Regions from separate parts of the Homo sapiens genome. Here region 2 is linked to region 1. A link is an interaction called in ENCODE POLR2A ChIA-PET data of the cell type or tissue named here. Cell type or tissue: OCI-LY7. All regions are shown on one strand. Links, peaks and the distances in the headings refer to the core of each region. The heading gives the core; the rest is flanking DNA. Region 1 holds the start of MORN3 (MORN repeat containing 3). Region 2 overlaps CLIP1 (CAP-Gly domain containing linker protein 1).

What was found. Peaks named below come from ENCODE experiments on the same cell type or tissue, not always from the same donor. Only the 100,000 strongest peaks of a DNase experiment are listed, where the experiment ranks them.
Region 2: POLR2A ChIA-PET joins it to region 1 with 5 read pairs; 1 of 35 experiments calls an interaction of 5 or more read pairs at or near these places.

Annotation. Positions count from the first base shown.
Region 1 is chr12:121,655,393-121,671,728 of GRCh38, forward strand. MORN3 (MORN repeat containing 3) reads right to left here and starts at 14,262. Exons shown (of 6, transcript NM_173855.5): 1 at 13,947-14,262; 2 at 3,799-3,956. The coding sequence starts at 14,091. LOC105370034 (a long non-coding RNA gene) reads left to right here and starts at 8,732. Exons shown (of 3, transcript XR_001749356.2): 1 at 8,732-8,929. RefSeq lists enhancers at 8,562-9,101, 8,815-9,084 and a silencer at 8,595-8,644. In OCI-LY7, for the core only: no CTCF peak of the experiment used is centred there; a DNase peak (open chromatin) is centred at 8,669; H3K4me3 peaks cover 1,571 bases; H3K27ac peaks cover 1,806 bases.
Region 2 is chr12:122,332,591-122,340,590 of GRCh38, forward strand. It overlaps CLIP1 (CAP-Gly domain containing linker protein 1), which reads right to left. Exons shown (of 26, transcript NM_001247997.2): 12 at 4,042-4,158; 13 at 2,058-2,115; 14 at 1,437-1,520; 15 at 397-553. Among named protein-coding and RNA genes, the nearest start is that of CLIP1-AS1, 59 kb to the right of the region's middle. In OCI-LY7, for the core only: CTCF peaks have their summits at 3,632 (motif pointing right) and 3,860; a DNase peak (open chromatin) is centred at 3,651.

The sequences.
Region 1 (16,336 bases), core at 4,744-12,743:
TTTGACCCAGAAAAATGAACATAAACACCATACTTAGCCTGGCGTGGTGGCTTACGCCTATAATCCCAGCACTTTGGGAGGCCGAGGCAGATGGATCACCTGAGGTCAGGAGTTTTAGACCAGCCTGACCAACGTGGCAAAACCCTGTCTCTATTAAAAATATAAAAAATTAGCTGAGTGTGGTGGTGGGCACCTGTAATACTAGCTACTTGGGAGGCTGAGGCAGAAGAATTGCTTGAACCCAGGAGTCGGAGGTTGCAGTGAGCCCAGATCGTGCCATTGCACTCCCACCTGGGCAACAGAGCAAGACTGTCTCAAAAAACAAACAAACAAACAAACAAAAAACACCACACTTAGGCTGGGCGCTGTGGCTCACGCTTGTAATCCCAGCACTTTGGGAGGCCAAGGCAGGCGGATCACAAGGTCAGGAGATCGAGACCATCCTGGCTAACATGGTGAAAACCCGTCTCTACTAAAAATACAAAAAAATTAGCTGGGTGTGGTGGTGGGTGCCCGTAGTCCCAGCTACTCGGGAGGCTGAGGCAGGAGAAGGCCGTGAACCAGGAGGCGGAGCTTGCAGTGAGCCAAGATCGCGCCACTGTACTCCAGCCTGGGCAACAGAGAAAGACTCCGTCTCAAAAAACAAAAAACACCACACTTAGTGTCCAACCACAGGGAAACAAGGTCTGTTTGCAGATCACACCCGAGGAGGTTGGGTTGAGAAGCCAAGTCTACTCCTCAAAATCCTGATTTCCCACATATCCCTGAGGGCCCCCGCAACTCTTCTCCTCACTCCTGTCCCAGGGCAGACACACTCTGCTGTTTTACATCTCGTTCCCTTTGCTATTTTTTTGCCTCCCATCTTTCTCCCTTTTTTTTCTTCCTGGCTAACTCCTAGCATCTTTTAGTGTCACCTCCTACAGGAAGCCTGCCCTGAATTCCCTCTTTTTGAGACAAGTCTTGCTCTGTTGTCCAGGCTGGAGTGTAGTGGCACCACCATAGCTCACTATAACCTCAGCCTCCTGAGATCAAGCAATCCTCCTGCCTCAGCCTTTTGAAAAGTTGGGACTACAGATGTGCACCACAACATCTAGCTAATTATTATTATTATATAGTTTTATTTATTTATTTATTTATTTTGAGATGGAGTCTCACTCTGTTGCCCAGGCTGAAGTGCAGTGGCGTGATCTCGGTTCACTGCCACCTCTGCCTCCTGGCTTCAAGCGATTCTAATGTCTCCGTCTCCCTAGCTGGGACTACAGGTACACACCACTATGCCCGGCTAATTTTTTTTGTGTTTTTTATTTAGTAGAGACGGGGGTTTCACCATGTTGGCCAGGCTAGTCTCGAACTCCTGACCTCAAGTGATACACCCCTGTCTGCCTCCCAAATTGCTGGGATTACAGGCGTGAGCCATTGTGCTTAGCCTTCTGTCCTGAATTCTCTAGGCTGGGCTTGATGACCTTCCTCTGGGCACCCTGTGAAAACATCCCTCCTAATACCATATTCTACGTAAATTGGTTATTCAGGGCTTTCTCTTCCTACTTGCCAATAAACAATTTGGGAGCAGAGAACATGAAACCCTGGGCTCTACCACTTGCTAGCTGTGTGACTCCAGGCAAGACTGAAACTGCCTTTGCAAAATTATGACTGAGACAGTGAAAGAGATTTAATTTAACTGACTCCATCTTGCTTCTAACCTCTAAGCTGTCCATGTCCATTCCTGGGCTTAAGCTGAACTAACTTTGGGAGAAACTTATAGTTTATAGTTTAAACAAAGACAGTAACAGCCCTTTCCCGAAGACCTCCTTCTTGCCTGGGGACTAGATTGCCTTTGTAGGATTAACATTAGCTACAAGATTATAAATTATGGTTTAGGAGTCATGCAGCTGGAAGCTACAAGATTCTGATCCTCACTAAACTGCTCCTAAGATCAATGCTTAAGATATTTTGCAGACCTTGCACTTGATGGATCAGCTGGCACTACCCAAATCAATAAACTGATTTATGTGATCTTGTGGCTCCCCACCTAGGAACTGACTCAGGGCAAGAAGACAGCTTTGACTCCCTGTGATTTTATCTCTGACCAATCAGCACGCCTGGCTTACTCTTTCCCCCACCCACCAAGTTATCCTTAAAAACTCTGCAGCCAGAATGTTCCGGGAGACTGATTTGAGTAATAATACAACCCAGGGCCAGGCGCGGTGGCTCATGCCCGTAATCTTAGCACTTTGGGAGGCCCAGGCTGGCGGATCACCTGAGGTCGGGAGTTCGAGACCAGCCTGGCCAATATGGAGAAACTCTGTCTCTACTAAAAATACAAAATTAGCAGTGTGTGGTACCACATGCCTGTAATCCCAGCTACTCGGGAGACTGAGGCAGGAGAATCGCTTGAACCCAGGAGGCGGAGGTTGCGGTGAGCCGAGATCACACCATTGCACTCCAGCGTGGCGACAAGAGCGAAACTCCATCTCAAAAAATAAATAAATTAATAATAATAATAATAAAACTCAGGTCTCCCACACAGCCAGTTCTGTGTTAATTACTCTTTCTCTATTGCAATTCCCGTCTTGATGAATCGGCTCTGTCTGGGGAGCAAGAAGACAGCTTTGACTCCCTATGATTTTATCTCTGACCAATCAGCACTCCTGGTTCACTGTCTTTCCCCCACCCACCAAGTTATCCTTAAAAACTCTGCTGCTGGAATGTTCGGGGAGACTGATTTGAGTAATAATACAACTCAAGGCCAGGCACCGGCAAGGTGAACCCCTTGGGCAGTTACAAGACACCTCATCTCTTCGAGCTTGTTTGCTTATCAATAAAATGGGCATGAAGATGATGATGATGATGAGCTGTTGCTGTGAGAGTTAACTGAATATTAAATGTGTTTCAGGCCGGGCGCGGTGGCTCACGCCTGTAATCCCAGCACTTTGGAAGGCCGAGGCGGGCGGATCACGAGGTCAGGGGATGGAGACCATCCTGGCTAACACGGTGAAACCCCGTCTTTACTGAAAATACAAAAAATTAGCCGGGCGTGGTGGCGGGCGCCTGTAGTCCCAGCAACCTGGGAAGCTGAGGCAGGAGAATGGCGTGAACCCGGGAGGCGGAGCTCGCAGTGAGCCAAGATGGCGCCACTGCACTCCAGCCTGGGCGGCAGGATGAGACTCCCTCTCAAAAAAAAAAAAAAAAAAAAAAGTTTTAAATATGTGTTTCAGGCTCACAGTAGCAGTTGCTCAGTTGCAATACTGTTTATTATTAGTGTCTCTGGGACTGATGGTGAGGATTCCTCCACACTTGTGGGAGTAGATGGAGGGAACCTGTGCCCAGCTTGGGTGTTTCCGGGCTGAGCACGCGCCTCTGGCTGGCTTCGGCCCCCCGGGACCCTCCTCTCCTGTCCCCTGCTCTCTTGCTCCCACTTTTCCTACCTCCCTTTTATTCAGGCCCAGCAGAAAGGGGATTCTCAGAAAGTGATACCTGGGGAAAAGAAAGCCAGGAAACGAGGGGGAAAAGGGTGGAGGCGACTTCGTCCCCACAAGCCTGGCTGGCTCCTCGCAACCGCAGGGTTTCGTGGGCTCCTCCCTGGCCTTCTGTTGCTTCCTGTTTCCTGGGTTTTGTTCTGAGAAACTTTGCAATTCCCCCACCCCTTCCTTCTCCCACGAGCAGCACAACCCTGTCCTCCTCCCTGTAGACCTCCCCTCTCTTTTCTCCCAGGCCTCTCTCGGCTTCCCCTAAACACACACGCGCGCACACACACACACACACACACACACACACACCCCGGCTGGCAGGCCTGCTCACCGATTTCTTATCACCTTTCCACCAGCCTGAGTAGACTCTCCTGCACTTTCCTGTCTGTTGGTCAGGAAGGCTGAGGGTGCCGTAGCCGTCTCGCTTCCCAAACTTCCAGTCCCCCTCATAGATGGCTCCTTTCTTCTTCCAGACCTGTGTTCCTTTCCCTGGTGACACACAGATGGGCAATGCTGCAGACATGGCCGCCGGGGGGTGGGGGTGGTGTGCCTGCCTGAGCCTCAGGGGCCCCCAACTAGACGAATCTAGAGAGCTGGGACAGGCTCTGCGCATCATCCTAGACACCAAGTACCCAGGAGAAGGCCAGGAAAGTTCCATTTCTTTCTTTCTTTCTTTCTTTCTTTTTTTTTTTTGAGGCAGTGTCTCACTCTGTCGCCCAGGCTGGAGTGCAGTGGCGCGATCTCAGCTCACTGCAACCTCTGCCTCCCGGGTTCAGGAGATACTCCTGCCTCAGCCTCCAGAGTAGCTAGGACTACAGGTGTGCGCCAACACACTTAGCTAATTTTGTGTTTTAGTAAAGATGGGGTTCCATGTTGGCCAGGCAGGTCTGAAACTCCTGACCTCAAGTGATATGCCCACCTCGGTCTCCCAAAGTGCTGGGATTACAGGCGTGAGCCACTGCGTCCGGCCAGAGGTAATTCTCTTATTTGTTGATTAGTGTCGCATGCCTGTCTTTTCCAGGAGAATGTGAGCTGCAGGAGGGCACAGACTTTGGTCTGTTTTGTTCCCTGCACTGAAAAACTGTGCCTGGAGGCTGGGTGCAGTGGCTCGAGCCTGTAATCCCAGCACTTTGGGAGGCTGAGGCGGGTGGATCACCTGAGGTCAGGAGTTCGAGACCAGCCTGACCAAAATGGCGAAACCCTGTGTCTACTAAAAATACAAAAATTAGCCAGGCGTGGTGGCAGGCGCCTGTAATCCCAGCTACTCAGGAAGCTGAGGCATGAGAATCTCTTGAACCTGGGAGGCGTGGGTTGCAGTGAGCCGAGATGACGTCGTTGCAGTGAGCCGAGATGACGTCATTGCACTCCAGCCTGGGAGACGAGCGAAACTCCATCTCAAAATCAAACAAACAAACAAACAAACTGTTCCTGGCATGTTGTAGGTGACTAATACCTGCTAATTTACTGTTTTCTCTTTTTTTTTCTTTCTTTCTTTCTTTTTTTTTTTTTTGAGACAGAGTCTTGCTGTGTTGCCCAGGCTGAAGTGCAGTGTTGCGATCTCGGCTCACTGCAACCTCCGCCTCCTGGTTCAAGAGATTCTCCTGCCTTAGCCACCCCAGTAGCTAGAATTACAGGTGCCCGCCACCATGCCCAGCTAATTTTTGTATTTTTAGTAGAGACGGGGTTTTACCATATTGGCCAGGCTGGTCTCTAACTCCTGACATCGTGATCCGTCTGCCTTGGCCACCCATAATACTGGGATTGCAGGCATGAGCCACCGCACCCGGCCTTTTTTTTTCTTTCTTTCTTTCTTTTTTTTTTTTTTTAAGACGGAGTTTTGCTATCGTTGCCTGGGCTGGAGTGCAATGGCACGATCTCGGCTCACTGCAACTTCCACCTCTCAGGTACAAGCAATTCTTCCACCTCATCCCCCCAAGTAGCTGGGATTACAGGAATGCACCAGCACGCCTGGCTAATTTTGTATTTTCAGTAGAGACGGGGGTCTCTCCATGTTGGTCAGGCTGGTCTCGAACTCCCGACCTTAGGTGATCTGTCCGCCTCGGCTTCCCAAAGTGCTAGGATTACAGGCGTGAGCCACCGCGCCTGGCCTTTTTCTTTCTTTTTTTTAGACAGGATCTGGCTGTGTTGGCTATGCTGACGTACACAGCTCGCTGCAGCCTCAACCACCCAGGCTCAAATGATCCTTCTGCCTCAGCCTCCTGAGTAGCTGAGACCACAGGTGCATGCCACTACACCTGGCTAATTTTTTAAAAAAATTTTATAGAGGCAGAGTCTCTCTATGTTGCCCAGGCTGGTCTCAAACTACTGGGCTCAAGCAGTCCTCCTGCCTAGGCTTCCCAAAGTATTGGGATTACAGGCATGAGGCACCACACCAGGCATTTCTTTCTTTTTAGAGATGGGGTCTTGCTATGTTACCCAGGCTGGTCTTGAACTCTTGAGCTAAAGAGATTCTCCCTTCTCAGCCTCTCGACGAGCTGGGAATACAAGCACACACCAGTACACCGAGCTTAATACATATTTAACAAAACGATGAATAAAATATTTGTGGAGTACCAATATTGGTCAATTCATGTCTGGGTCCTTGGTAACCCAGGAACAAATTCAACATTATCCCTCTGAGCTTTGTGACCTTGACCAAGTAAGTTAATTCTTTGGGTCTCTCTGAGCCTCAGATATCTCAGCTGTAAAATGGGTATAAGAATATCTTATGGGGGGGCTGGGCGCAGTGGCTCACGCCTGTAACCCAGCAGTTTGGGAGGCCGAGGCGCGCTGATCACTTGAGGTCAGGAGTTTGAGACCAGCCTGGCCAACATAGTGAAACCTGGTCTCTACTAAAAATACAAAAATTAGCTGGGCGTGGTGGTGCTTGCCTGTAATCCCAGCTACTCTGGAGGCTGAGGTAGGAGAATCACTTGAATCTGGGAGGTGGAGGTTGCAGTGAGCTGAGATGGCGCCACTGCACTCCAGCTTGGGCGACAGAGTGAGACTGTGAAAGAAAGAAAGAGAAGGAGAGAGGGAGGGAGGAAGGGAGGAAGGGAGGAAGGAAGGAAGGGAAGAAAGAAAGAAAACGTGCCATTTGTGACAACATGGATGAATCTGGAGGACATTATGCCAAGTGAAATAAGCCAAGCAGAGAAAGACAAATACTGCATGATTTTACTTATATGTGGAATCTAAAAAGTCAAACTCATAGAAACAGTAAAATAGCAATTAGCAGGGGCTGGTGGGGTGGGGAAAATGTGGAGATGTTCTGTCAAAGGGTGCATACTTTTTGTTACAAGATGTACAAGATTTGGAGACCTAAGGCTGGGCACAGTGGCTCACTCCTATAATCCCAGCAATTTGGGAGGCTGAGGCAGGTAAATCACTTGAGGCTAGAAGTTCAAGACTAGCCTGGGCAACATGGTTAAGCCCTGTCTCTACTAAATATACACAAATTAGCCTGGTGTGGTGGCGCATGCCTATAATCCCAGCTACTCAGTAGGTTGAGGTAGGAGAATTGCTTGAACGTCAGAGGCAGAGGTTGCAGTGAGTGAGATTGCGCCACTGCACTCCAGCCTGGACGACAGAGCGAGACTGTCTCAAAACAAACAGGTCGGGTGCGGTGGCTCGTGTCTGTAATCCCAGCACTTTGGGAGGCCGAGGCAGGCGGATGATGAGGTCAGGAGATCGAGACCATCCTGGCCAACATGGTGAAACCCCGTCTCTACTAAAAATACAAAAATTAGCTGGGCATGGTGGTGAGCACCTGTAATTCTAGCTACTGGGGAGGCTAAGGCTGGAGAATCTCTTGAACCAGGAGGCGGAGGTTGTAGTGAGCCGAGATCGCAACACTGCACTTCAGGCTGGGCAAGAGTGAGACTGAAAAAAAAAAAAAACGCCGGGCATGATGGCTCACACCTGTAATCTCAGTACTTTAGAAGGCTGAAGCGGGCAGATCACCTGAGGTCAGGAGTTCAAGAACAGCCTGGCCAACATAGTGAAAGTCCCAGCTACTTGGGAGGTTGGAGGCAAGAGAATCATTTGAACCCGGGTGGCAGAGGTTGCAGTGATCCAAGATCGCACCACCGCCCTCCAGCCTGGCAACAGAGCGGGACTCCGTCTCAAAAAGACAAAACAAAACAAAAACAAAGATCTGGAGACCTGGTGTACAGCATCGTTCTATATTAATACTGTATTGGTGTATTGGATACTGTACTTGAAATTTGCTAAGAGAATAGATCTTAATTGTTCTCCCCACACACAAACAAAATGGTAATAATGTGAGGAGATGGATATGCTAATTACTTTGATTGTACTAATAATTTCGAAATGTAGACTTTTTTTTTTTTTTTTGAGACAGAGTTTCATTCTTGTTGCTCAGGCTGGAGTGCAACGGTGCAATCTCGGCTCACTGCAACCTCCGCCTCCTGGGTTCAAGCGATTCTCCTGTCTCAGCCTCCTGAGTAGCTGGGATTACAGGCATGCGCCACCACGTTTGGCTAATTTTGTATTTTTAGTAGAGACGGTGTTTCCCCATGTTGGCCAGGCTGGTCTCCAACTCACGACCTCAGGAGATCCACCCATCTCAGCCTCCCAAAGTGCTGGGATTACAGGCGTAAGCCACTGCGTCCGGCCTTCGAAATGTAGACTTTTAAGAAAATATCTTACTACACATCTTAAGTATATACAATTTTTCTTTGTCAATCATACCGCAATAAAGCCGAGGGAGAAAAGATTCAATTTGTGAGCAATTACGGGACCATTCTAATTTTCTGAAAAGAAAAACAGTATCTCATGGGGTTGTTTCTTATCACTAGATTCCAGGATATGTGTACAGCACTTAGAGCCTACAAGTAGGAAATACGATGTCAATGTTAGCCTTTATTGGTTTTTTTTATTTTTTTATTTTTTTTTTCCTCTCTCAAATCATGGGAGCCTTTGTTATTATTTTTGCCCTTGGGGAGCCCATGGTCTGGTAGGGCCCAACCACATTGTAGGGGCTGTTGGGTTGTTTGCGTTTGTCCTGCCCCTCACTTCCTCCTGGTTTTATTTCCTTTGGGGACACCACTCTCCCACTCTAAACCCCCAAGGTTTGGGTGGCTGACTCCGCCCCCTGGCAGGCCTACCCAATCAGTGTATTCTACCCACCAGGCTGCTGTGATTGGGTCAGTGCAGGCCACCTGACCCAAGTTGGTCCAATGAGACTCCGTGTAAGTCCATTTGGGCCACCACACCCACCCGGGCCTGCAAGGGGAGGAAGCTGACTTAAGAAGGAACTCAACGCAGAGGAAAGCAAAATGGAGACATGGAGGGAGACGCCAAGTTCCAGTGACATTAAGCCCCTGAATCCCACCATGGCTGAACTTGCATTACTGAAGCCCTCCTGAGTTGAATTTCTGCCTCTTGCAAATGAAAGAGGCCTGATGAATACCCACATAGTTCAATTTCAATATACGAAGGTAGGCACTGAGATTTCAATATCAGAAGAAGGGCACTTGGTCAAATCTGGGGACTCAGAGACTTCCTGGAGGGGGTGACGTTGGGGCCAGGAAGGGCAGTCCAGGCACAGGGAACTGCATGAGTAAAGGCAAAGAGGTTTGAAAATGATGGTTGCAGCCGGGCGAGGTGGCTCACGCCTGTAATCGCAGCACTTTGGGAGGCCAAGGCGGGCGGATCACTTGAGGTCGGGAGTTCGAGACCAGCCTGGCCAACATGGCGAAATCTCGTCTCTACTGAAGATACAAAAATTAACCGGGCATGGTAGCAGGTGCCTGTAATCACAGCTACTTGGGAGGCAGGAGAATCGCTTGAACCCAGGAGCAACAGAGTGATTGGCTAGCCAATACATTGATTGGCTAGGCCTGCTAGGGGGGCGGAGTCAGCCCACCCGAACCTTGGGGATTTAGAGTGGGAGAGGGGTGTCCCTAAAGGAAATAAAACCGGGAGGAAGTGAGGGGCAGGACAGGCGAAAACAACCTGTTTTTTTTTTTTTTTTTGTAGCCCCTACCAAAAAAAAAAAAAAAAAGACACTGATGGATGCTCATGACTATGCCTTCCGTGGGTGGCTTCAGTCTCTCCTACCGCAGGCAAATGCAGGAGACACATGGGAATCAATAGGCTGGGAATTAGAGGGGAAAGGTGCTTTTTCTCTGCTAGTCCATTTTGAAAAATCTCATCTCAATTTTTTGATTTGCCCAGTTGGATTACGTGCTCATTTCTGTGACCAAGGTAGCAGGGGCCTGTTATTAGAAGAAGGTGAAGAGTGAGAGCAGGAGGCATCCAACAGTCGAGTTAGGGGTTGATACGCACAGTATATGGCCTGTGCTGGGGAAAGTCCCTAGCCTAACAGTACTGGAGTACCTCGTATAGGAGTCCTGAGACCTGGTTTTAAGATCTCGCGTTTTCTTTTTCTTTCCTTTTTTTTTTTTTTTTTTTTTTTTTTTTTTGAGACGGTGTCTCGCTCTGTCGCCCAGGCTGGAGTGCACTGGCGCGATCTCGGCTCACTGCAAGCTCCGCCTCCCAGGTTCACGCCATTCTCCTGCCTCAGCCTCCTCAGTAGCTGGGACTACAGGCGCCCGCCACCACGCCCGGCTAATTTTTTGGATTAGAAAACGCGAGGTCTTGGCCGGGCGCGGTGGCTCACGCCTGTAATCCCGGCACTTTGGCAGGCTGAGGCGGGCGGATCACGAGGTCAGGAGTTCGAGGCCAGCTAACCAACATGGTGAAACCTCGTCTCTACTGAAAATACAAAAATTAGCTGGGCTTGGTGGCGTGCATCTGTAATCCCAGCTACTCAGGAGGCTGAGGCAGGATAATCGCTTGAACCTGGGAGGCAGAAGTTGCAGTGAGCCGAGATCACACCATTGCACTCCAGCCTGGGCGACAGAATGAGACTCTGTCTCAAAAAAAAAAAAAAAAAAAAAAAGACCTGGCATTTTCTGCTACTGTTTGGGTGACTGAATCAGTTGAGGGTTCGGGGTCCAGACGACCCAACAGAAACCATACTGCACTGTCTTCTGCAGTGCAGTGATGCTGGTTGTCGGAACACTGAAGACCCTAGGACAGTTTGAAATGCTAGTTATTTCAAATAGAGAAAATTTAATACAGGGGATGGAAGAGCTGAGAGTCTGCACAGGACACAGTGAGGCAAACCAAAACTTATCAAGTAGGAAAATAAGGGGAAAAGGCTGGGCATGATGGCTCACACTTGTAATCCCAGAACTTTGGGAGGCCAAGGTGGGCAGATCACTTGAGGTCAGGAATTCGAAACCAGCCTGGCCAACATGGTGAATCCGTGTCTCACTTATTTATTTATTTGTCTTTTTTTTTCTTCCTTTTTGTGGAGAACGGGGTCTCGCTATATTGCCCAAGCAGGCCTTGAACTCCTGGGCTCAAGCTATCTCCCACCTCTGCCTCCCTGAGAGCTGGGATTACAGGCGTGAGCTACCGCACCTGGCAAGTGAATCCCCATCTCTACCAGAAAATACAAAAATTGGCTGGGCGTGGTGGTGTGTGCCTTTAGTCCCAGCTACTTGGGAGGCTGAGGTACAAGAATCACTTGAACCTGGGAAGTGGAGGTTTCAGTGAGCCGAGATCGCAGCACTGCACTCCATCCTGGGCGACAGAGCACAACTCTGTCTCAAACAAGACAAAACTATATCAGGAAGTGAAGAGGATTCCTCCATCCTGTCACTAAGATGCTGGCAGCCATGTGTATCATGCAGAGGTATACTTGCAGGAGGAGAGAAAAAAGGCCAGCCAGGGAGAAGCAGATAGATGGAGAAGTTGTCCTAAGCCTTCCCTGAGGATGGCTCCATTCCTGCCTTTCTAATAATTTGCTTTTATGGGGTGCTTCGTTCTCCTGCTGGATGTCTCTCACCTGGATGTCTGCAAGGGCCTCTGAGGGGTCTTCCTGCCCCCACCTCATTCACAACTAAATAGCCAGCATGGGTGTTATGGGACATGAATCAGATCATGTCATTCCTATGCTCTAAACCCTCCCTGTGTCACAGAGTCAAATCCAAAGTTCTTACCATGGCTGACAGGGTCCTATATGATCTGACTACCCTTCTTCTTTAACCCACAACCTCTTTTTTTTTTTTTTTTTTTTTTGAGATGGAGATTCGTTCTTGGAAACTCCCTGGCTGGAGTGCAATGGCGCAATCTCAGCTCACTGTAACCTCCTCCTCCCAGGTTCAAGCAATTCTCTTATCTCAGCCTCCCAAGTAGCTGGGATTACAGGTGCCTGCCATCATGTCTGGTCTAATTTTTGTATTTTTAGTAGAGACGGAGTTTCACCATGTTGGCTAGGCTGGTCTCGAACTCCTGACCTCAGGCGATATGCCTGTCTCGGCCTCCCAAAGTGCTGGGATTTCAGGCATAAGCGACCGCGCCAGGACTGTTTATCTTGAGGCAGAGTCTTGCTCTGGCACCCAGGCTGGAGTGCAGTGGCATGATATTGGCTCACTGTAACCTCCACCTCCTGGGTTCAAGCAATTCTCCTGCCTCAGCCTCCCTAGTGGCTGGGATTACAGGCGTTCACCACTCGATCCAGCTAATTTTTTGTATTTTTAGTAGAGATGGGGTTTTGCCATGTTGGCCAGCCTGGTGTTGAACTCCTGACCTCAAGTGATCTGCCTGCCTCGGCCTCTCAAAGTGCTGGGATTACAGGTGTGAGCCACTGTCCCCGGCCTGCAACCTCTCTGACCTCCTCCTCTTCCTCACTCTGTTTCACCCACACCGTCCTCCTGGCTGTTCCTTGAACACCCCAGGTATATTCTCTGCTCCAGCTGGTCCTGCCACCTTCTATGCTAGTTCCTGCAAACATCCACTCAGTTACTCCCTCTCCTCCAAGTCTTTTTTTTTTTCTTTTTTTTTTGGAGACGGAGTCTTGCTCTGTCGCCCAGGCTGGAGTGCAGTGGCGAGATCTCGGTTCACTGCAAGCTCCGCCTCCTGGGTTCACGCCATTCTCCTGCCTCAGCCTCCCGAGTAGCTGGGACTACAGGCGCCCACTACCACAGCCAGCTAATTTTTTGTATTTTTAGTAGAGACAGGGTTTCACTGTGTTAGCCAGGATGGTCTCAATCTCCTGACCTCATGATCCGCCCGCCTCGGCTTCCCAAAGTGCTGGGATTACAGGCGTGATCCACCACGCCCAGCCCCACCTGGCCCATTTTTGTATTTTTTTAGTAGAGATGGGATTTCACCATATTGGCCAAGGTGGTCTTGAACTCCTGACCTCAGGTGATCTGCCTGCCTCGGCCTCCCAAAGTGCTGGGATTACAGATGTGAGCCACCACACCCAGCCTGGAACTGGGATCCTAACCCAGGTTTATTTGACTGCAAAGCACTTAACCCAGCAAGGCAGGAGAGCAGGATGGTTAAGAGCACAGAATTGGGCTGGGCGCAGTGGCTAAACGCCTGTAATCCCAGCACTTTGGGAGGCCGAGGCGGGCGGATCACTCGAGGTCGGGAGTTCAAGACCAGCCTGACCAACACGGAGAAACCCCGTCTTACTAAAAATACAAAAGTAGCCAGGCGTGGTGGCACATGCCTGTAATCCCAGCTACTCTGGAGGCTGAGGCAGGAGAATCGCCTGAACTCGGGAGGTAGAGGTTGCGGTGAGCCAAGATCGTGCCATTGCACTCCAGCGTGGGCAACAAGAGTGAAACTCCGTCTAAAAAAATAAAAAGAGCACAGAATCTAGCCAGGCACAGTGACTCCCACTTGTAATCCCAGCAATTCAGGAGGCTTGGACAGGAGGATTGCTTGAGCCCAGGATCTCGAGGCTGCAGTGAGCTATGAAGGCACCACTGCACTCCAGCCTGTTTTTTTGAGACAGAGCAAGACCTTGTCCCCTCAAAAAAAAAGAGTACAGAGTCTGGAATTGCAAGACTGGAGTGAGCAGCAGTGCCACATTTTAAAATAAAAGCTCTTTTTTCTTTATTTTTTTCCCCAGTCAGGATTTAGTTTGTATCAACAGGACCCCTTTGCCCCCTGCTGGTCAGACTTGGAGCCCCAGCTCCTCCTTGTGGGATGGAGTAGGGGGTCCTCCCTTGTGCCTGGCGCTCAGCCCTCTGCAGAGCATCACAGCTGAATGCGAAGCCCAGAACCCCACTGCAAGCTGGCTTCAGGGGCGTGGCTTTTCTTGTTGCCAGCCAGCCCAGTGCTTAACCCAGGTCTCAGAAGGCAGGAACTGAGCCCCCTAGGTCCCAGAGCCCCGGGGGCAGGCCAGTTTCTCAAGACCCTCTGTCCACTGCTGGTCCTGAGACCCTCACTCAGTTGAAGTCAGGGCTGAGTTTGTTCAGAAGCCCCAGCATGTGAAGGCCCCCAGCTGGCCTGGGCCAGCGCTCACCCTGGGGGAGCCTTGGGGACACATCTCATGTCCCCAGTGAGCTCTGCACTCTGCCTTCCTGGCCCTGTTGCCCACTGTGGCTCTGACCCCACTCCGGCCGCCCGTCCCGGAGTCCCACTCACCGTGTTTCACGTTGTCCTTCCACTCGCCCACATAGTAGTCGCCATTCACAGCGTATACCTGGCTCCGCAGGCCGTTCCTCTGGGCCTTCCGGTCCCACCCCTTCCACAGGGACTCCGACTTTTTTGGGCACTTAGAGACTGGCATGGTGGCTGCTTCTGCAAGGCTGGAGGGTGCTGGAAAGGGGTTAGGGACATCTGGGGCTCAGCGCGCCCCGTGTAATGCCGGGATCCTGAGCTCAAGTGGGGAGAGTCATGTGTGTTCTGAGTCCCTGGGGCAGGTGAACAGCCCTTAGTGGGGATCCTTTAGTGCTGGACTGACCTTTGGTTGGCCCCTCCCTTGCCTCTCCTGGGGCCCCCTCCCAGGGGGTCTGATGGCACAATTACTTGGGAATCTAGGGAAACCAGTAGAGCAGGAGGGTTTGTGATGGCATCAGGGAGAAGCTGCCCCCAGGGAGGGGGTGGCGGTCATATATACATATATATATATATATATATTTTTTTTTTTATGTCTTCTAAATATTTTTATTTATTTATGTATTTATTTATTTATTTAGAGATGGAATCTTGCTTTGTTGCCCAGGCTGGAGTGCAGTGGCACCATCTCGGCTTACTACAACCTCTGCCTCCTGGGTTCAAGTGATTCTCGTGCCTCAGCCTCCTAAGTAGCTGGTATTACAGGCGCCCACCACCACGCCTGGCTAATTTTTGTATTTTTAGTAGAGACGGGGGTTTCACCATGCTGGGCAGGTTGGTCTCAATTTCCTGATCTCAAATGATCCATCCACCTCAGCCTCTCCAAGTGCTGGGATTACAGGCATGAGCCACTGAGCCAAATATGAATCCAAAATATGAACCCAAAATATGGGTTACATATTTTGACAATCACACCTAGGAGTAGGGAAAAATAATTCCAGGCAAAGAAAATAGGCAGAGCAAAAGCTGGGAGTGGGGAAACAATCTCAGGTCCTAAATTCTATGCCGTTGGGATTTTTTCTTCTCCCATTTCCAAATATCACATGTACTATTAATCTTTATATGTAAATTAACTCACTTGGCAGAGGTTGCAGTAAGCCGAGATCATGCCGCTGCACGCCAGCTTGGATGACAGAGTGAGAACTTTTCTCAAGAAGAAAATAAAAATAAGTTAACTCACTTTAAAAAAATCAATACATATATTGAAAAAAGGAGGGCCAGGCGCAGTGGCTCATGCCTGTAATCCCAGCACTTTGGGAGGCCGAGGCGGGTGGATCACCTGAGGTCAGGAGTTCGAGACCAGCCTAGTCAACATGGTGAACCCTTGTCTCTACTAAAAATACAAAAATTAGCCAGGCCTGGTGGTACGCGCCTGTAATCCCAGCTACTCAGGAGGCTGAGGCATGAGAACAGCTTGAATCCAGGAGGCGGAGGTTGCAGTGAGCCGAGATTGCACCATTGCACTACAGGTTGGGAGACAGAGCAAGACTCAGTCTTAAAAAATAATAATAAAATAGGCCGGGCTCAGTGGCTCACGCCTGTAATCCCCAGCACTTTGGGAGGCCGAGGCGGATGGATCACCCGAGGTCAGGAGTTCAACACCAGCCTGGCCAACATGGCGAAACCCTGTCTGTACTAAAAATACAAAAATTAGCTGGGTGTGGTGGCGGGCGCCTGTAATCCCAGCTACTCGGGAGGCTGAGGCAGGAGAATCGCTTGAACCAGGGAGGAGAAGGCTGCAGTGAGCCGAGATTGCACCACTGCACTCCAGCCTGGGCGAGACAGAGTGAGACTCTGTCTCAAAAAAAAAAAAAGACTGGGCGCGGTGGCTCACGCCTGTAATCCCAGCACTTTGGGAGGCCGAGGCGGGTGGATCACGAGGTCAGGAGATTGAGACCATCCTGACTAACATGGTGAAACCCCGTCTCTACTAAAAATACAAAAGATTAGCCGGGCGTGGTGGCGGGCGCCTGTAGTCCCAGCTACTCGGGAGGCTGAGGCAGGAGAATGGCATGACCCGGGAGGCGGAGCTTGCAATGAGCCGAGATCGCGCCACTGCACTCCAGCCTGGGCAACAGAGCAAGACTCCATCTCAAAAAAAAAAAAAAATTAGAAGAATGGAGACTTTACGTATCATTATTATAAATAGAAAACCAGTAGCAGGTACCCTAAGGCAATAATAAATGTAAAAATGAAAACACTGAAAGAACCAATTTAAGTCTTAGCTAGATGCTATGGCTTAGAGTTGACTGAGCTCCAAGGTCTCTGTTAAAAATAGGAATTAGCAAGGCCGGGAGCGGTGGCACACGCCTGTAATCCCAGCACTTTGGGAGGCCGAGGTGGGCAGATCACGAGGTCGGGAGTTCGAGACCAGCCTGGCCAACATAGTGAAACCGCGTCTCTACTCAAACTACAAA
Region 2 (8,000 bases), core at 1-8,000, 670 kb after region 1:
TTGTATTTTTAGTGGAGACAAGGTTTCGCCATGTTGGCCAGGTTGGCCTCGAACTCCTGACCTCAAGTGATCCGCCCACCTCGGCCTCTCAAAGTGCTGGGATTACAGGCATGAGCCACCGCACCCGGCCTTATTATCTTTTCTTTACAAGTCACCAAAAGGTCTATAAATAGTATTGTATTCCTTAATTCTGTTGTTCTTGACAAGTAAGATAGGTAAAATCCATTTTAGAAGGTTAAATAGTTGATTCAAGGACACAATGAGGTAATAACAGAAAAGAACAGAGACGGGAAACTTTAAAACGTAACAATCCTAAACATTTTGTCTCCCCTCCCACCTAGAGCTTGCCGCAGAGCCTAACCTAAGGTCAGCACTCTTTTCAACAGTCACATATACCTTTCTTTCAGACGTAATTCATCGTTCATTTTTGTCAGCTGAGAAGAGTTATCTCCTGACATCTTCATTATTTCTGCAATGTCATTTTCCAGTTTTTCCTTTGCCTTTATCAGCTGCTCTTCTCTCTCATCTTTCTCTCTAAATTTTGCCTCCATATCTAAATATATAGAGAAAAAAAGAATAGCACGGCTGTGTTATATCAACAAAAACTGACTGAGTGTATTCTTGCTCTGGTAATATTTTCACACAGCAATTCTTGTCCTCATAAAAATCACATTCTAGTGAAGAAGGCACACAATAAGCAAGATAACGAAAATAAATCATATAATTAATAGCGGTAAGTGCTAAGAGGAAGGAAAATAAATGCAGGCAAAGGAGCTGGGAAGGAGGTTAGAATCTCAGATGGGGCTTCCCTGAGGTGCTGACATTTCAGGGAAAACCTGAAGGAAGTGAGGGAATGGGGAAAAGCAAGTGCACAGGCTCTGAGAAAGGAACACCCACCACGTCTGAGCACCACAAGGAGGCTGAAGTGGTTGGAGTGGAATGAACAGGGGAAGGGGGTCCCAGATGAAATCCGAGAGATAATAGGGCCTGATCGTGTAAGGATCACGGCTTTCCCTGAGTGGGATGGGAGTCACTGGATGACCTTGAGGAGAGGAGCGACATGATCTGACTTCGTATTAAAAGGATTGCTGTGGCTGCTGTGTTGAGAACAGACCGAAGCCGGCACAGGCAGCAGCAGTGAGCCCCAAGGGTCAGCTGTCAGGGTAGCTCAGATGAAAGATGGCCGTTGGCTTGGAGCAAGGATAGCAGTGGGAGTGGTGAGATGTGGTAGATTCTGGCTCTTGTGAAAACAGAGCAAAGAGGACTTGCTGGAGGTTACAGATCTCAAACAAGTATTTCATCACATTGTTATATCACCATGATGAGTGAAGAGGCTATGCCTGAATAGTACATTTGTTATGTAACATACTACAACTGTCTCGAATACGGGAAAGCCTACTGTATTTAATGTTTAGTCACCAGAGATGTCTTCTTACCTGCTAAGTTTTCTCTCAGCTTCTCCAAGTCAGAAGACAGCATGTTAAACTGTTCCTCCTTTTGGTGTAACTTATTTACAGTTTCTATTTAGGATAAAAGTTAGAAGTTTAATATGTTTCATATTTAATAAGCTATCTGGAGCTTGGCTGTCTTACAACCCAGTCAAATATTATGCTCAAGAGATCTGAGAACACAGGAATACTAAAAAGTCCCCTTACAAATCACATGGCTGTGTCCAGCCTGAAAGAAGCAGGTCTGCCGCTGTCTCTGGCCTCCCTGAATCAGTACTTCAGACAGGCATCAGGCCCTTTCCACTCATCTCTCTTTCCTCCTTCCAGTTAAAACTCAATAAAGCTATCAATGATGAAAGCATAAATAACACTCTTCCCAGGAATACTTACATTTTAATACAGAACAAGCCTTAAGCTAAAAGAAGAAAAAATTGGGAGTTTGAGGCTTCAGGAAACCAATGGAAGCCAGTCTTTCTGAGCACGGCAGGAACTTCCAGGAGAGTGAAATTAGGCTACGAGCAGTGTAACTCTGTGCACTCCACAGGTCAGCTCCAGTATGAAAGAATGATATTTTTTAAAGCAATCTGCACACGCTCTGGTAAGACATACCTTGCATACTTCTCTGAACAGAGACTGCCTCCTCTGAAGCTTCAGCAAACTTTTCTTTCTAAAGAAAAAGAATGAGAGATTCTGAACAGAAAGATTTCAAATTGTAAAGACAAGAAGTTTCTATCAATTATAACTACGATACTGTCTACTTTTTGTTGCTGGTCTTGTTTTATTAAAACTAATACACCTCAAACATATGACACCAATTACTACATGTGGGTCATAAACATGTGCATGTATACACACAAAAGAGTGCAGTTTGCATGTGTGTGTATGGACATGTGGGAAGGCAGGTTCACCAGCATGCCCATGTAGGCATGTTCGTACTTAGGTAAGTACATGCATGTGCGTGTATACATAGGGTGCACGTGCATGCTTCATGTTGCCACCTCTCAAACAGCAGACCTTCTCTTCAGAAATCTGTGTGAAATGGTGAACAAAGCTCTGAAGTTTGTTATTTCTGAGAGTAATCTAATATCTTGAATCTAGGTCTGTGTCGCTACTTTTGAAACTGAAAAGGCCCATAAGTCACTTACAGTTCAAGGTCTTTTCTAAACATGACAATAGGCCAAGCTAAAAATCACTCTCCTGGTTGTCCTGAGATGAACTTCGAGCTAGCTACATCAAGAAGGTTGTTACATGAGTATTTCTAACTAGATAGGATTATGAAAAGATGGTGCAGGGGCCACAGTGCATCCAAGCCCACAGGCTGCCCCCTGTGCCATCCCACAGCCAGACTCAAGGTGGCATGTCTTGTCCTAAGATATACGGAAGGATACTCTAACTTAGGGGGAAAAAAAAAAAGGCAAGGCATCCTAAAAGCTTGGGAGGAGGGCAGAGAAGCAATGAACTCAAAACATTTTCTTAAAGGACACCAGGCTGGGCGCAGTAGCTCACGCCTATAATCCCAGCACTTTGGGAGGCCGAGGAGGGCAGATCACTTGAGGTCAGTCGTTCAAGACCAGCCTGGCCAACATGGAGAAACCCCATCTCTACTAAAAATACAAAAATTAGCCAGTCGTGGTAACAGGCGCCTGTAATCCCAGCTACTCAAGAGGCTGAGGCAGGAGAATTTCTTGAACCTGGGAGGCAGAGGCTGCAGTGAGCCGAGATCGCGCCACTGCACTCCAACCTGGGCAACAGAACAAGACTCTGTCTCAAAAAAAAAAAAAAGATCACACACGTTAATTCACACTGTTAATAGCACAGAAGTGTAATGAACAGCGAAGAGGAAGGGATGTGGAGGACCTGGGACAGCTGACCCTGCGTGGCACATATACCTCGTCTAGTTTCTCCATAAGCCTCTGGCTTTTCTTTCCATGGCATGTGGGTGGGTACCACTGGCACTACTCATGAGTATCAGCCTTGTTTAAACTCGGGTTTTCAGTGCAGGAGGCAAGTAGGAAGGAACAGAGTTGAGAAAAGGTAAAAAATATACATATGCCATACAACTTGAGATTAAGGAAAGAGAAAACATATAAAAGGGAAGGTAATTTTCTGAGATGGAATAAACTGAGTTAGATTTATTTTAATTTATTTAATTAGACAGCAAGCATCCTGCCTCGCCAACAGAGGGCGCCTACGGCCCAGTACAGCTACTGCCCTGATAATCACAGTTTAGGGGCCTCATTCAATATGAAGGGGCCTCATTCAATATGAAACCTAACTGTGTTCGATGTATAACTTGGAAGGGCTCTGTGTTTAGTAAAACTAAGTAGTCAATAACATTTCAAAGCAGTGCGTTACCAAAGGCGAAGGGATAGATTAAAAAAAAAAAAAAAAAAAAGTAATACCTACCTTTGTTGTTTGGGTTTGATCCGATTCCCCTCAAAGGACAATATTTATCAGCCAATAACTAATACACTCAAGTTGAATCAACACTTAGAAAGAGAAAGGAAACAGCTACAATATTTCTTACTGGAGGATTTTTTAAAACAGGAAATGGCCAGAAACCCTGAGATTCAGATTCCCAACAGGTACTTACCAAAATCTGAAGTTCTTTTTCCAAAGTCTCTTTCACTTGACTGACTTCACTCAAATTTTCCTGAAGGTTAGTAAGCTTTAGCTCTCTCCCCTGGAGCTCTCTGGTAATGCTACTAGCCTAACACACAGTGTTACATGGTATAGAAGCAAATGAACAAAAGGAAAACAAAAGAGAATGAGAAGAAAAAAATAAACAAATGTAAAAAACTTATGAGAAACATAAAACAAAACTGAAAGGAATACAAATTTGGTGTTGGTTTTTAATTCTAAGAAGTCAATGACTTTTCAAACAATCAGTTCTATGATATGATTTCCTAATGGCTATTTTTGTGTTTTTTTTTTTTTCTCTTTCTTTCTGACACAGGGTCTCCCCTGTCACCCAGGCTAGAGTGCAGTGGTGTGATCATGGCTCACTGCAGCCTTAGAACTCCTGAGTTCAAGTGATCTTCCAGCACCAGCCTCCTAAGCAGCGGAGATTACAGGCACGTGCCACTACAGCTAATGTTTAAAAAATTTTTTTACAGATGGGGTCTCTGGCTGGGCTCGGTGGCTAATGCCTGTAATCCCAACACTTTGGGAGGCTGAGGCAAGTGGATCATTTGAGGTCAGGAGTTCAACACCAGCCTGGCCAATATGGTGAAACCCTATCTCTACTAAAAATACAAAAATTAACTGGGCATGGTGGCACGCTCCTGTAATCCCGCTACTTGGGAGGCTGAGGCAGAAGAATCGCTTGAGCCTGGGAGGCGGAGGTTGGGTGAGCCGAGACCAGACCACTGCACTCCAGTCTGGGTGACACAGTGGGACTCTGCCTCAAAAAAAAAAAAAAAAGAAAGAAAAGAGAGATGGGGTCTCACCATGCTGCCCAGGCTGGTCTCAAACTCCTAGACCCAAGCAATCCTCTTATTTTGGACTCTCAAAGTGCTGGGATTAGAGGCATGAGCCACTGTGCCCAGAGACTATTTTTAAATAGTCAAAATAGACTATTTTTCTATACTTCATTGTAACTTGGAGTATCAGCATGATCTAAAGCAGAAGGTGTGGATGCTTACTTTCTAAATGAGCTACTTGAGCAATTTCATTTCCTAGACTTTAAAAACCTTGGCTGGTCACGGTGGCTCACGCCTGTAATCCCAGCACTTTGGGAGGCAGAGGTGGGCGGATCACGAAGTCAGGAGATCGAGGCCATCCTGGCCAACATGGTGAAACCCCATCTCTACTAAAAATATAAAAAATTAGCCAGGCGTGGTGGCACGCACCTGTAGTCCCAGCTACTCAGGAGGCTGAGGCAGGAGAATCGCTTGAACCTGGGAGGTGGAGGCTACAGTGAGCCGAGATCATGCCACTGCACTCCAGCCTGGGCCACAGAGCGAGACTCTGTCTCAAAAAAAAAAAAAACAAAACCAAAACCAAAAAACCTTAAGGCCAGGCACAGTGGCTCACACCTGTTATCCCAGCACATTGGGAGGCCGAGGTCAGCAGATCTCAGCTGAGGTCAGGAGTTCAAGACCAGCCCGGCCAACGTGGTGAAATCCTGTCTCTACTAAAAATACAAAAATTAGCCAGGCGTGGTGGCACACACCTGTGATCCCAGCTACTGGGGAAGCTGAAGCAGGAGAATCCCTTGAGCCTGGGAGGCGGAGGCTGCAGTGAGGGTGACAGAACGAGACTCTGTCTTAAAAAATAAATAAATAAAAACAAAAACCTTAAGATGCGAATATATGTGGTCTACATTATTTTCTCTATTTGTGTATATGCTTAAAGTAGTTTGACATTTAAATAAAATTTAAAAATCCACTGGACAGGCAAGGTGCAGTGGCTGAAGCCTATAATCCCAGCACTTTGGGAGGCCGAGGTCAGTGGATCACTTGAGGTCAGGAGTTCGAGACCACCCTGGCCAACATGGTGAAACCCTCTCTCTATTAAAAATACAAAAATGAGCCAGGCATGATGGCGGGCGCCTGTAATCCTGGCTACTCGGGAGGCTGAGGCAGGAGAATCGCTTGAACCTGGGAGGTGGAGGTTGCAGTGACTCGAGATTGTGCCACTGCACTCCAGCCTGCGCAACAGAGTGAGACTGTCTCAAAAAAACAGAACAAAACAAAACAAAAAAATCCACTGGACAATAGTCATTAGAACTTGGCTTTCATGAAATCTTGATGTTAAAAAGTAAACTAGCATTAGCTAAATATTATCTTCTAATTAATTTTTGTGTTTTGATTAGTATTTCGGAACCACATGAGGAGATTTGAGAAAAATTTCCTGTAACCAGTTTGTCATCTTCGACTATGGTTAGTTAGCAATTTTTTGCTGTTTGTCAGTCCTCACCTCACCCCATTTAACCATCACAACCCTTCCTTCTTTGCCAATAGAGCAGCTTCTCCCACAAAAAAGTTCAGAACATTGAGCATCAATACCAGTGCCTCAACTAGTGGCAGGACTGGGAAACAATTCCTCGAACCACCTTTAAAGATAAAGATGACATTTAACAAGGCTAGTTAGTAAGGAATGCAGCTGGCGAATGTTTCACGTAATTTCCTAAGCCTTGACCACATGCACACTTGTTCAGTATTTCCCCCAGAAAAGGAGGGGACAGATCATGTTCTCATTATGCCACAGAAAAAAACTCCAATGAGATTTCTGCCATGCAAAGGGCTCCAAGCTCTTACCCTTAATTTTGCTGTGAATGTTATTTATCACAGCATGGGTTTTTTTTTGTTTTTTGGAGATGGAGTCTTGCTCTGTCGCCCAGGATGGGGTACAGTGGCACGATCTCAGCTCACTGCCACCTCCACCTCCCGGGTTCAAGCAATTCTTGTGCCTCAGCCTCCTGAGTAGCTGGGACTACAGACGCACACCACCACACCTGGCTAATTTTTGTATTTTTAGTAGACAGGGGCCAGGCTGGACTCAAACTCCTGACCTCAACTGATCCGCCTGCCTCAGCCTCCCAAAGCACTGGGATTACAGGCATGAGCCACCTTGCCCGGCCAACATGTTAATTTATAATAGTCAAGAAGCACTGAATTCAGTCTGTTTTTATACATAACCCTATAGATAAGCAATTACAGTCATGCATTGCTTAAGAACCAGGATATCTTATGAGAAATGCATCATTAGGCATTTCATTGTTGTGGGGACATCACAGGGTGCACTTACACACACCTAGAAGGTATAGTCTACTACACACCTGGGCTACGTGGCACAGCCTATTGTTCCTATACTATAAACCTGTATAAAATGTTACTGTACTGAATGTTGTAGGCAACTGTAACACAATGCTAAGTATTTGTGTATCAAAGCATATTTAAACATACAAAAGGTAAAGATACCATATTACAATCTTATGGAACCGCCTTTGTTTATGTGGTCCATTGTTGATTGAAACATCATTATGTGGCACCTGACTATATGTGGTTAGAAGAGGAGGAGATGATCTTTTAAGCTTTTTTTTTTTTTTTCCTTTAGACAGAGTCTTGCTCTGTCTCCCAGGCTGGAGTGCAGTGGAATAATCTCAGGTCACTGCAACCTCCGCCTCCCGGGTTGTTCAAGTGATTCTCCTGCCTCAGCCTCCTGGGTAGCTGGGATTACAGGTGTCCGCCACCATGCCAGGCTAATTTTGTATTTTTAGTAGAGATGGGGTTTCACTATGTTGGCCAGGCTGATCTCGAACTCCTGACCTCAGGTGATCACCTGCCTCAGCCTCCCAAAGTGCTGGGATTACAGGCGTGAGCCACTGCGCCTGGCCGATCTTTTGAGTTTCTGTTCATTCATTCATCTTAACACCATAGTGTTAGGGCATTCTTTATTTTAAACAGATTATAGACTGGAGCTAAGCTTAAATTAGAAGTCACAGCATAGCCCAGAGATAAATAGATCAGGTACCCAGATAACAGGCAACCAAAATAAATTCACATGGTTGAGCCATTATTTTCTCTAATCTCCTCAGATGAAACCATA